Regions from separate parts of the Homo sapiens genome. Here all the other regions are linked to region 1. The links are chromatin contacts, found by Hi-C or POLR2A ChIA-PET in ENCODE. All regions are on one chromosome and are shown on one strand. The core of a region is the stretch at or near the end of the contact, and the rest is flanking DNA. Distances in the headings are between cores, read along the strand shown.

Evidence for each region. A loop is a pair of places that touch in the nucleus more often than their neighbours do. ChIA-PET counts read pairs that join two places held with the same protein, here RNA polymerase II (POLR2A). Pooled maps may share reads with other maps.
Region 2: a pooled map shows a loop between it and region 1 (2.7-fold over the local background). The contact joins two enhancer-like sites. A Hi-C loop is called at or near these places in 2 of 37 single-sample maps with no recorded cell type and 8 of 50 pooled maps. POLR2A ChIA-PET finds 5 or more read pairs at or near these places in 1 of 52 experiments (activated T-cell).
Region 3: a loop to region 1 is called in a pooled map, with 4 times the contacts of the local background. The contact joins the promoter of INSL6 here to the enhancer-like site in region 1. A Hi-C loop is called at or near these places in 6 of 50 pooled maps.

Annotation. Positions count from the first base shown.
Region 1 is chr9:4,602,414-4,606,772 of GRCh38, reverse strand. SPATA6L (spermatogenesis associated 6 like) reads left to right here. Exons shown (of 12, transcript NM_001353486.2): 10 at 1,333-1,426; 11 at 2,504-2,594. The coding sequence ends at 2,593. Among named protein-coding and RNA genes, the nearest start is that of PLPP6, 58 kb to the left of the region's middle. RefSeq lists enhancers at 89-666, 80-1,279. Within about 2 kb of position 1,997, at least 2 of the 41 ENCODE cell types and tissues checked have a DNase peak (open chromatin) inside an H3K27ac peak, as active enhancers do.
Region 2 is chr9:5,581,230-5,585,588 of GRCh38, reverse strand. All of the region lies in intron 1 of INCR1 (interferon stimulated noncoding RNA 1), which reads left to right. Among named protein-coding and RNA genes, the nearest start is that of RIC1, 46 kb to the left of the region's middle. Within about 2 kb of position 1,733, at least 8 of the 41 ENCODE cell types and tissues checked have a DNase peak (open chromatin) inside an H3K27ac peak, as active enhancers do.
Region 3 is chr9:5,183,734-5,188,092 of GRCh38, reverse strand. It overlaps INSL6 (insulin like 6), which reads left to right and starts at 2,454. Exons shown (of 2, transcript NM_007179.3): 1 at 2,454-2,779. The coding sequence starts at 2,491.

The sequences.
Region 1 (4,359 bases), core at 748-3,247:
GCTGGTGAGGAACTGCATTCCTTTGGAGGAGGAGAGGCGCTCTGCTTTTTAGAGTTTCCAGTTTTTCTGTTCTGTTTTTTCCCCATCTTTGTGGTTTTATCTACTTTTGGTCTTTGATGATGGTGATGTACAGATGGGTTTTTGGTGTGGATGTCCTTTCTGTTTGTTAGTTTTCCTTCTAACAGGACCCTCAGCTGCAGGTCTGTTGGAGTACCCGGCCGTGTGAGGTGTCAGTGTGCCCCTGCTGGGGGGTGCCTCCCAGTTAGGCTGCTCGGGGGTCAGGGGTCAGGCACCCACTTGAGGACGCAGTCTGCCCCTTCTCAGATCTCCAGCTGCGTACTGGGAGAACCACTGCTCTCTTCAAAGCTGTCAGACAGGGACATTTAAGTCTGCAGAGGTTACTGCTGTCTTTTTGTTTGTCTGTGCCCTGCCCCCAGACGTGGCGCCTACAGAGGCAGGCAGGCCTCCTTGAGCTGTGGTGGGCTCCACCCAGTTGGAGCTTCCGGCTGCTTTGTTTACCTCAGCAAGCCTGGGCAATGGCGGGCGCCCCTCCCCCAGCCTCGCTGCCGCCTTGCAGTTTGATCTCAGACTGCTGTGCTAGCAATCAGCGAGACTCCGTGGGCGTAGGACCCTCCGAGCCAGGTGGGTGGTGCGCCATTTTTTAAGCCCGTAGGAAAAGCGCAGTATTTGGGTGGGAGTGACCCGATTTTCCAGGTGCCATCTGTCACCCCTTTCTTTGACTCGGAAAGGGAACTGCCTGACCCCTTGCGCTTCCCGAGTGAGGCAATGCCTCGCCCTGCTTCGGCTCGCGCACGGTGCGCGCACACACTGGCCTGCGCCCACTGTCTGGCACTCCCTAGTGAGATGAACCCGCTACCTCAGATGGAAATGCAGAAATCACCCGTCCTCTGCGTCGCTCACGCTGGGAGCTGGAGACCGGAGCTGTTCCTATTCGGCCATCTTGGCTCTCCCCGAAAACCGGATTTAAATTTTATATTAAAAAGTTTTAGATTAAAATTTTAAATGTAAAAGTAGGGTTTGTTCATGAGAGAAATATCTGAAAAACACAGGAAAGTACAAAGAAGAAAAGAATCACTCATAGCCACACATAGAAACACAAAAAATTCTTAACATCTGAGCAGTTTTTATTCCCCAGTGCTTTTCCTATGGGTAGGTTTAAGAAAGACATTGAAATCACACTATGTTTACCATTTTGCATGCTGCTGTTTTTTATTATAATTAAGTTTTAAATATCAATCCATACCGTCATGTGCTTTAAGTGTCCTTTTTAGTAGCTGCTTAATATTCCACCCTGTTCCATCTGTTGAGCAGGTTCCATCCTGGTTCTCAGTCCACATGGAAGAATATCCATGAGAGGGTATGCAGTCTTCTGACATCCCACAGAGCACAGCTGCACCAAAACAAGGTTAGACTTTCTTATAAAACTAGATCTTTGCTCACTAAATAATATGTGAACAGGGACCTACAGTCTAGTCGGGGAGACAGACATTAATCAAATAACCACAGAAATAAGTGGAAAATTGTGAGGCTTACCAAGGAGATTACCTGTTGTCCTGAGATTGAATGGTAGCGGGTATTTGACATGGCTGGGAGTCAGGGCTGGCTTCCTGAGGATGAGACAGTGGGGCTTGGATCCAACGGAGGAGTAGCAGCTAATTTGGTGCACAGCACTCATCAAGCAGAGGTCCTTTCAAAGGACTGAGAGAAGACAGGCTAAGTGGCCCACAGAGCATTCCTTTCCCCTGCACACATGAATCCCAGTCCAGGGAAGAATACAGTTGTTTGTGTGAGCTATGTAAGGCCACAACATGGAAGAAAGTTGTTCTAGAATTTAATAAGGTGGTTTTGGCTGTATGACTTTTACAGGGGTATGGGGAGTGCTTCTGATCCATTGGTAGGTATTCCCAGTACTTTGTCACTGATTCAGATACACAGCTAAGTGGCAGTTCACCTGCTCAAAGAATTCAAATATAGGACAACAGTGCCCCCAGTGGCTGAATTTAATGATGCCATGTAGTTGAATTAGTCCTCTTGACTTATTATATACTGACATATGCTAGATTTGCAGGATGACACTTAAAACTAAATGTTGTTTGCCCTAACCATCAGGGTAGTGAATTACTTTAATTCTTTTCTGCAAAGTCATTGGCTTTGCTTTAATTCCCAACCTTTTCAGGCAAGGAATCTCTTTAAAATGTAAACAAAGGCCTGGTTTGGGGCTCAAATCTATAATCCTAGTACTTTGGGAGGCTGAGGAGGGAGAATCCCTTGAGGCCAGGAGGTTCAAGACCAGCCTGGCAACATAATGAGACCTCGTCTCTACAAAAAAAGAAAGATTCTATATACACACATATATAGTGAACCCCATATAACGGCATAAATGGGATGCACAGACCTCCTACATGCAAAACTACACATCTGGGTATCATCCATCTCTATTATGTTATGGGTAACATAATTGCTGGATTTGTTTTTATTGTAGGAAGATTCTACCTCTGAAGTAAATTATATCATTGAAAGACCAAGCTACCCTCTGAAGAAATACTCACTGCATGAACAGAGATATTTTTAAGGTACTGTCTTATGTAAGTAAGCAGCTTAAGTGCTTCTCCTTATCTTGGTTTGCTAAAAGAATTTCAGTTTCCTCCTATCAATATGAAGTAACTAGAAAGTGTGGAGGACAGGAGACTTGGAGGAGACCTGAGAACTGCGTTCTTCCCTTGCTCTGTATGATAACTGCAGTGCACGTGCCTTCCAGCTCTCTTGCTTCCTCTTGTAATCATCTCCCCTGCCCGCAACATCACCCTTTATCTAATAGACTTTCCGGCCTTCTTTCAGCTTCTTGAACACGGAGCTTTTTCCTGCCATGGGGTCTCTGCACATGTTGTTTTCTCCATCTGGAATATGTCTTCCTGACTCTGCCTGGATAACTTCTATTTGTCCTTCCAGGCTTATGATTTTCTATGACACGACACTCCCTCTCTCTGTGATGTGTACCCTTTAGTACACAGCATTTTTCCTTCATAAATTATGACACAATTTCTTATTATATTTTTATCTGGGCTGATTGTTTAAAATCTGTCTCTTCTACTGGAGTGAAACCTTATGAGATCAGAGAATCTGTCTCTGTTGTTCACTGCTTTATACGCAGTATTTAGTGCCATACAATGGAATCACATTTAACTTTGCAAACACATGTACTAGGTGTGTGCACTGAACAAGAACCTGCCTACCCATCTCCACCCTGCTGCTGTCTCTGTATCACCTGACCCTCCACAATGGTTGCTGCTCAGTAAAGAGGGTTTTTTTTGTTTTTGTTTTTGTTTTGACATGGAGCTCTGTCACCCAGGCTAGAGTGCAATGGCGCAATCTTGGTTCACTGCAACCTCCACCCCCCAGGTTCAAGTGATTCTCCTGCCTCAGCCTCCTGAGTAGCTGGGATTACAGGTGTGCACAACCACACCCAGCTAATTTTTGTATTTTTAGTAGAGATGGGGTTTCACCATGTTGGTCAGCCTGGTCTCAAACTCCTGACCTCGTGATCTGCCTGCCTCAGCCTCCCAAAGTGCTGGTATTACAGGCGTGAGCCACCGTGCCCGGTCGCAGTAAAGAGTTTTTATAAATGCATGTTGAATATGCATTGATTATGAATGCATGTAACAAGGCAACTCTAGAATTCAGATCTGTGGCAAGTAGTTAGCCACATTGTGGGACATCATCGTTTCTCATATATTCTTTTCTTTTCCATTCAAGCCCAGAATAATAATCGCTCTTCCTTATGACATGCGGCCTGAGTGCTGAGACTAGTACACATACTTCACATGTATTAAACAAATTCATATCTAATTCTCAGGACAACCCAATGAGATAGGTACTATCATTAGTTCCATCTTACAGATAGGAAAACTGAGGCATAGGTTAGGTCCCTTGCTCAAGGTGACATGGCTAGTGAATGGTGGAGCTTTATTCTCTTAACCACTACATTCTATTGCATTTTCAAAGCTAGAGTGTAATCTTACATGGAAATCCATGTCTCCCCATGTGTGAAGGAGGGCCCTTTGGAACCCAAGCAGAGTTCGTGGGCATTGGCCTTTGGAAGGCTCCCACTAGGATCCTATAGCTTTGTCCTGTATAGTCCTCATGTCAGCAGGATCAGAATAATTATGCGTCTTTCTAAACAATAAAGGAGTGTGGGATGACCTGCTAAGTTTTCACTGTAGTCAGGCTCCTGAAAGTCTGTTTTGAGGGTCATGCATGCTTTACAGAACAAGTTGGCTTGCCTTAGGAATGGCCAGGGCTCCCCACCTTTAGCACAGAGGAATGTGCAGGACAGCTCAG
Region 2 (4,359 bases), core at 484-2,983, 980 kb before region 1:
GGGTCTCACTTTGTTGCCTAGGCTGGAGTGCAGTGGTGAGGTCATGGCCCATTGCAGCTTTGATCTCCTTGGGCTCAGGTGATCCTCCTACCTAAGCCTCCCTAGTATCGGGACTACAAGTGTGCGCCATCACGCCCAGCTAATTTTTGTATTTTTTATAGAGACGCAGTTTCGCCATGTTGCCCAGGCTGGTCTCAAACTCCTGGGCTCAAGTGATCCACCTGCCTTGGCCTCTTAATGGGCTGGGATTATAGGCATGAACCACCATGCCCAACCTCCTTAGTTTTTAAGCAATTGGATTTCAATTCAACCTGCATTTGTACTTAGGGCACATTTGTAGTTTATGAGTATGATACTGTTTAAATTCTTTTCTATTAAATCCCCAGAACTTTTTCATATTAACTGCTAATAAACTGCTCTTCCATCTTAGGTGTGTGGATCAAAAGCAGGACCTTTCATTCTACCTCTTTGGTTTTGACCTCGTGATTCAACCTGGGACTTAATTTTTTTATTTTTTATTTTTATTTTTTGAGGCAGGGCGTCATGCTGTTGTACAGGCTGGAGTGCAGTGGTACAATCTTGGCTCACTGCAGCCTCAACCTCCCGGGCTCAAGCGATCCTCCCACCTCAGCCTCCCAATTAGCAGGGATCACAGGCACACACTACCACACCTGGCTAATCTTTGTATTTTTTGTAGAGATGGAGTTTTGCTATGTTGCCCAGGCTGGTATTGAACTCCTGACCTCAAGTGATCTGCCCGCCTCGGCCTCCTAAAATGCTGAGATTACAGGTGTGAGCCACTGTGGCAACCTGGGATTTTGAAATAGAAACTCTTCTATCCAACTGACTCTCTCTCCCTACTTTATTAATCATCATATATTATAAGCTCATCTTCTATGTTTTCATCCAAGTTACCCATAAGACAGAGGGAAAAAGACAATTTTTTAGTAGTTGCTTTGTCAACCTAACCTCTTCTCTCAACCATATTCACTTACTCACAAGGATATAAATGTACATCTTGTTGTGTGCTGTGATTAAAAATCAATATATTCTATGTCTATGGCAACTCCATGAGCTACCAAACTTGTAACTCCCTAAGCTACCAAACTGGTAACTTTTTTTTTTTCTTTTTGAGACAGGGTCTCATTCTGTTTCCTAGGCTAGAGTGTGGTGGTGTATTCACAACTTACTGCAGCCTCAACCTCCTGGGCTCAGTCGATCCTCCCACCTCAGCCTCCCCAGTAGCTGGGACTGCAGGCGTGCACCATCACACCTGGGTAATTTTTGTATTTTTTGTAGAGATAGGGTTTTGCCATGTTGCCCAGGCTGGTCTTGAACTCCTGAGCTCAAGCCATCTGCCTGCCTCAGCCTCCCAAAGTGCTAGGATTACAAGTGTAAGCCACCATGCCCAGCCCAAACTGGTAACTTTACTGAAAAAGAAATGGGATAAATTAGGCAAGTTACTTAACTTCTATAAGCCCAAGTTTCCTCATCCATAAAATGTGAATATTTGTTCTACTCCCTTTACCAGGTGGTAGTGAGGCTCAACTAGTATAACAAGACATTTGAAAATGCTTTGTAAACTTAAAAAAATTTTTTTTTGAGATGGAGTCTTGCTCTGTCGCCCAGGCTGGAGTGCAGTGGCGTGATCTCAGCTCACTGGAAGTTCCTCCTCCCAGGCTCAAGCAATTCCCCTGCGTCAGCCTCCCAAGTAACTGGTGGGCACTCATCACCACGCCCGGCTAATTTTTGTATTTTTAGTAGAGACGGGGTTTCACCATGTTGGCCAGGCTGGTCTCTAACTCCTGACCTCAAGTGATCTGCCAGCCTCGGCCTCCCAAATTGCATTTTTCTTTCCCTCCCTGCTCTCTTGGGCTACTCCTGTCCATGGGGAGCTCCCACCCACCCTGAATTCCTTTGGGTCTTATGGTCTGGTCCCACTTATCAGTCACTTGATTGCATGTAGCTTTGGTTTTTGTGGTGTATTTCTCCAGCTCACTATACATTCCTCAAACTCAAGGTAGAGCATATCTAATACATACTTTGTATTTCTCACAAGTACACAGTGCTGACTGGGGGTTTCAGAGTCCTAAGACAGAGTCTGAAACACCCTGGGGACTAGATGAGCTGCCTTTATGCCACACAGCCTTGAAAGGGAGGGGACTGTGTCAGGGTAGTCCAGTGAATCACCCTGTCTCATTGATGAGTGTAAGAAAGTAGAGGCTCTGGTCAACCTGGACTTAAACTTTCCATTGTGCTTCTCAGGGGATACAGCTGTAGCCTGCCAGACTGGCATTTTCCCTAACAGCTTTCAAATGTCACATTCCACTATAACATACTCACACACAGAAGCTGTTCTTTCTTTGTCTTCATTTTGAGAACACTCAGAAAAGTTTTTATATTTTGGAAAGACCCCTTTCATTCCCCACCCTTGAGTTTTCTGCCTTCAGGACGTTAGTTCTTGAAGACAACTCCCCAGAGCACTAGTGGAAAGATGCTGGCAGCTCCTCCAATCACATGAACCTCACATGTTCTGACGCAGCTCAGTCATGCATTCTGTGCTGGAGCTGCATGATGTTTGATTAGGCAGGCAGGATGCTGGCAAACCCAGTGCCTTTTCAAACTTTAACTTAGTACACTTTTCTTGTAGTTTCTCTTTAGATTCTCATAAAAACACAGGTGAAAGTTTGTACTTGACATAGGGAAAAAACACAAGTTGTGCATCTAAAAATTCTGCCCCAGAAACATTATATCTGCCATTTATGTGACCTTTTGATTTATAATAAGCAGATGCTGAAATTCTAAAATTTCAAAATATTTTTAAAGAATTGCTTAAAGATTTTTTTTGAATTTAAAATGTTTATTTTTTAAGCTTTTCAAATACAAGAAGAATATAAAGAAAAAAATTACCCATAATCTCATGACATTGACAAAGATAGCCACTGTTATTGCCATTCTAATTTTATAGTTGAGAAAACAAAGGAGAGGAAGAAAGGAAAGAAAATGAGCTTTTAGGGTTTTTTTTCTCAACTTTAAGAAAAAAACTCCTTAGAGGGATCCCCCAAAATTTTGTAAACAATTGACAGATATTCATATTCCTAATAACACATATTGCCAGGAGTACCATTGCTGTTTCTGAACACCATGATGTTTCTTCAGTAAGCTCTACAGAGATCTCATTTCCATGTCACAGAGGAAAACTACTTAAAATAACATTTTATGAAAGTTACTATACTACGTTACAAAACATCTTGTAAAACAGAGAAAAGAAGGAAATTACATACAACCCCAACACTTTAACAAAATCTTATTCATATTTTAGCATACTTCCTTCTGTCCTTTTTTCCCATTCTAAATTTTTTTTAACTTTTATTTTAAGTTCAGGGGTACATGTGCAGGATGTGCAGGTTTGTTACATAGGTAAACGTGTGCCATAGTGGTTTGCTGCACAGATCATCCCATTACCTAATGCCCAGCGTCCATTGGCTATTTTTCCTGATGGTCTCCCTCCTCCTACCCCCGCTTCTGACAGGCCCCAGTGTGTTTTGTTCCCCCCATGTGCTCATGTGTTCCATCATTCAGTTCCCACTTGTAAGTGAGAACATGCAGTGTTTGGTTTTCTGTTCCTGTGTTAGTTTGCTGAGGAGAATGGCTTTCAACTCCATCCATGTCTCTGCAAAGGACATGATCTTGTTCCTTTTTATGGCTGCATAGTATTCCATGGTATATATACACTACATTTTCTTTATCCAGTCTATCACTGATGGGCATTTAGGTTGATTTTATGTCTTTACTATTGTGAATAGTACTGCAGTGAACATACGTGTGCATGTATCTTTATAATAGAAGGATTTGTATTCCTTTGGGTATATACCCAGTAATGGGGTTGCTGAGTCAAATGGTATTTCTGCTGGGTCAAATGGTGTTCTTGTTGACACCACCAGGTCTTATCTCAAAGGTCTAGAAAATTGATTCTGTGAGTAAACTCAGAATTAGACTAAAAAACTGGATCATACTAACCAAACTCCTAAGGGACTTTTCTATTATAAGAAATGCCATTGACATGCATATCAGAAGTTGCTTTAAAAAGTCTATTCCTATAGAAAACCCTATATAAGAAGTCAAATTATACTCAGGTTTCTCAGTAAGCATAGACCATAGATGGGGTGAAGGATGGTGGTGGTGGCTAGAATGATTTTAATGACTAGTGTCAACAAGCTACATGACTGATGCACTCACATAGGAGGAATAGATCTGACAGGTGGTAGGAACATGTGGGCTGGATGGACAGAGACCCTTCTCCATTGGACATGCTGGAGATTCACTAAATATTTTTCCATATTGGCCTCTCTTGCCTCG
Region 3 (4,359 bases), core at 1,205-3,704, 580 kb before region 1:
GACTTTCGTTATTTTCTTCTTTCTGCTAAGCTTGGGCTTACTTTGTTCTTCTAGTTCCTTGAAATACAATGTTAAGTTGTTTATTTGAGATCTTTTTTGACATAGGTGCTTATTACTATAAACTTCTCTCTCAGCACTGTGTTTGCTGCATACCATAAATTTTGGTATGTTGTGTTTCCATTTTGGAGTTTTTGAGATGGAGTCTCACTCTGTCACACAGGCTGGAGTGCAGTGATGCCCTCTCAGCTCACTGCAACCTCCGCTTCCCAGGTTCAAGCCATTCTCCTGCCTCAGCCTCCTGAGCAGCAGGGATTACAGGTGCCTGCCACCACACCTGACTAATTTTTCGTATTTTTAGTAGAGACAGGGTTTCACCATGTTGGCCAGGCTGGTCTTGAGCTCTTGGCCTCAAGTGATCCACTCACCTCAGCCTCCCAAAGTGCTGGGATTACAGGCATGAGCCACTGAGCCCAGCCTGTCTCAAGATATTTTTTAAACTCCCTTTATATTTCTTCTTTGACCCACTGGTAGTTAGGAACATGTTCTTTAATTTCCACATATTTGTGAGTTTTCAAAAGTTCCTCCTTTTATTGATTTCTACTTTCATTCCATTGTGGCCAGAAAAGATATTTGATATTATTTTATTCTTCTAAATTTATTAGGACTTGCTTTGTAGCATAACATATGATCTATTCTGGTGAATGTTCTCTGTGCATTTTAGAAGAATGCGTATTCTGTTGCTGTTGGATGGAATGTCCCATAAATATCTGTTAGCTCCACTTGTTCCAAAGTATAGTTCAAGTCTTTTGATGAGTCTCTTGTGGGCAGTATATAGTTGAGTCTTTTTTTTTTTATCCATTCAGCCCTGTTTTTTGATCAAAGAACATAATCCATTTACATTCAAAGTAGTTATTGATGGGTTAGAATTTACTACTGCATTTTGTTAATTGTTTAGTGGTTATTTTGTAGATCCTTTGTTCTTTTCTTTTTCTCTTGTTCTCTTTGTGATTAGATGATATCCTGTAGTGGTATGCTTGATTTCTTCTTTTTTATCTTTTATATATCTACTATAGGTTTTGCCTTGTGGTTACCACAAGGCTTACATTCATCTCAGTATGATTAATATTTTCCGTTCTCAAAAACCTTACCTGATAAAGTTCTGACTAGGACTCATGGCCCACTATAGTTTGGACATAAGTTATTTTTTAAGGAAGGTGATTAAATTTTACTAATCTATATTATATCAACCATTTAAAAAATCCAATTGGCAGTTAATTTAACAGCATTCATGGATGCCACTGGGAAGCAGGGAAAAGATAGGGAAACGGAAAATTAAGAAAAAGACATAGAGTCAGAAGACAGAAAAGAAAGGGAGAAAAAAATAAAATTGTATAGGGAAATGGTGAGATCACTGATAAGCTTGCACCTGTGGCTTCAGCATCCTGAACCTTATTCCTGAGACAGCCACCGAATGCCCTCTTGTGGCCGATAGTACATCCTTCCACGCCAACACACTAGTAACACAGAACTTCATTTAAAATGATAAAGCTACCTATGCCGATTGCGCTTCGCTTCCCTGCCCCTTCCCTCCTAACTGAGCAAAATTATCTCACCTAAATGAGCATTTCATGCTGCATGCTGTTATTCTTACAAGGCAAATCCTCTAGGGGTCCCTGTCACAAGTTAATTTGGTAATACACAATCCTCTACATTATCTAACCGAAAGAACCAGATTTCCATCCCAGGTACCTCAAGACAGCGTCCCTACTTCTTTTTTCTGGAGATTGAGGCTAAGGCCCATGCCTCCCTGTGAACCAGTAGGATTTTTCTGAAGAAGCTTTGAACCTGACTAAACGCACATGGCCATATGCAACACTTAAACGTTTCACCACATATTTGATTGCCAGCTAAATGCCAGATCCCGGGGTACGATGGAAAGCAAGAACAGACGCAGGCCCTTGCCTTCATGAAGCGGGGGTCTCAGGAAAGAGGTTACACGCCCACAAATGGAAACAGGTCGATTAACACCGTGAAAGAGATGACAGGGGGTTTCTGTGAGGGAGACGAAGCTTTATTAACAACCTGGCAAACAAGAACGAGAAACGCATTCCAGGTGGAGGGAGCAACACTTTTTAACCTACGTTATCAGGTAACAGGGATCCTATGTTCTCACGCTTGGTGAGGAATCTCCCATTGAGGAAGGAAAGAAAAATGAATCAAACTAGGGGGTGGCGGGGTAGTGAGGGGATTTTTGGCTTTCATTTTAGGAGCCAGGGCCTGCTACCTTCGACCACCTGAGACCCCTGAGCTGGCGGGAAAGCCTTGACGCAGCCGGCGCGCGCCTTCCCTTGAAGTTCTGGCGACGCCCCCACGCGCTCGGAATTCCGCAGTGTTTGTGCGCGCCGCTCGGCCTGGCGCAGGCGCAGACAGGGAGCAGGGTCCGGCCGACCGCCATTGCACAACGCGGAGGACTAGCCTGGGGTCACAGGGATGCCGCGGCTCCTCCGCTTGTCCCTGCTGTGGCTTGGACTCCTGCTGGTTCGGTTTTCTCGTGAACTGAGCGACATCAGCAGTGCCAGGAAGCTGTGCGGCAGGTACTTGGTGAAAGAAATAGAAAAACTCTGCGGCCATGCCAACTGGAGCCAGTTCCGTTTCGAGGAGGAAACCCCTTTCTCACGGTTGATTGCACAGGCCTCGGAGAAGGTCGAAGCCTACAGCCCATACCAGTTCGAAAGCCCGCAAACCGCTTCCCCGGCCCGGGGAAGAGGCACAAACCCAGGTAAAAATCGAAACCGAAGGCATGTTTGTTCACCTCTGTATATTTCTTATTCCTGCATTTGCTCTGCCAGAAGGTGAGCTTCCCCAGGAAGTGGAATTTGTGCCTAGTACACAGCTCTTTAAAAAATTGTAAAAAACAGTGTATTGAAAATATACAAAACTTCAATGAAGCGCTTTTTTTTTTAACTTGGAGGAAATAAATGTACACTTGTAAGTCTACATATTTATGTAAGAATGTTGTTCTTTTCTGGAGTGCCAGTCATCTGGCAAACTCCTTTTTGTCCTTCAAAGCCCAACTTAAGTATCATTTTCCCTGTGAAGTCATCATTGACCTTTTCATGGCCAATGGCTCCATTGTCCTTTCTACCACAGTATCTAGCACATAGTTGTATTTGACTGTCGTCATTGGCTACAGAATCAGCCCAACCTTGTAGAAGATAAAAATGCAGAGTACCTTGTTCAAAAAAGCAGGAAAGGGCCATGAAAATAAAGGTAGTAAAATATAAAACTGTTTTCCTTACTTGTCCATATCCCCTGGTCACGTACCAGGAGATAGGCCTGGTCCGTTCTCCTATCAGGCTTCATTTAAGAGTTTACGTACTTGTATTTCATTCACTTAAAGTTTCAAAGGTAAATTTATTCAGAACAACAAAGGAACATTTAAACCAAATGCAAGGCCTGTGTGACTACATAGGTTTCAGTCCCATAAAGTCAGCCCTATATACCATACTGTATTATAGGGACTATTTCATGCATATTTTTGTCTGAAATGCTTAGCAGATGGCCTAGCACATCGCATGTGTTTAATATGCGCTGAATTTATACTTGATGCTTTCAAGCAGTCTGCAGGAAGGATATTCTTGTTCCAGATTCATTGGTATATCTTACTATGTTTTTACATTTTGTGACTAAGACATTTTAGTCCCAGTATGATTTGTCATTTTAAAAGAAATTGCACTTTGTTTATAGTGTATCCATAGGAAGAAGATTACTGCCTTTTACAGTAATTCAGTTGATTTGATTTGGACAAATCTTGTAAAAGTGAAGATTTCTGAAATTAAGGAAATGAGTAAACTATCATGCCAAAAAGAGACCCTAATGTAGAGGACTGAAAAAAGTCAAACAATGCACATTGTAGGCACTCATTAGCTTTTTTGGAATGAATGAATAGAATTTATAAAGTCACTGTTGCTGAAAGAATAAAAACTTTTAAAGACAGAAACCATGAGACTGATTCATGATCATTTTCAAACCGACCCATCAAACTAACCCACATACAAACCTCACCTTGTCCTTCTGTTATAATGAAGGAAGTGTCTCTCCCCAGTCTTCTACTTTTACTTTAGTTCAGTGACTCTCACGCTTTAATGTGCATATGAATCATTTGGGAATCCTGTTAATTTACCGACTCTGAGTTAGTAGACCTGGGGTGGGGCCTGATATTTTTCGTTTTTAACTAGCTCCCAGGTGCTGCTAGTTCGTGGCCCACACTTTTGAGTAACAAGGTCCAGTTTACTGTCTGTCTCTCTCTTTTTTTTTTCTTTTAAACTCCTCTTTCTTGTTCTTTTCTCCCAGGAGTGC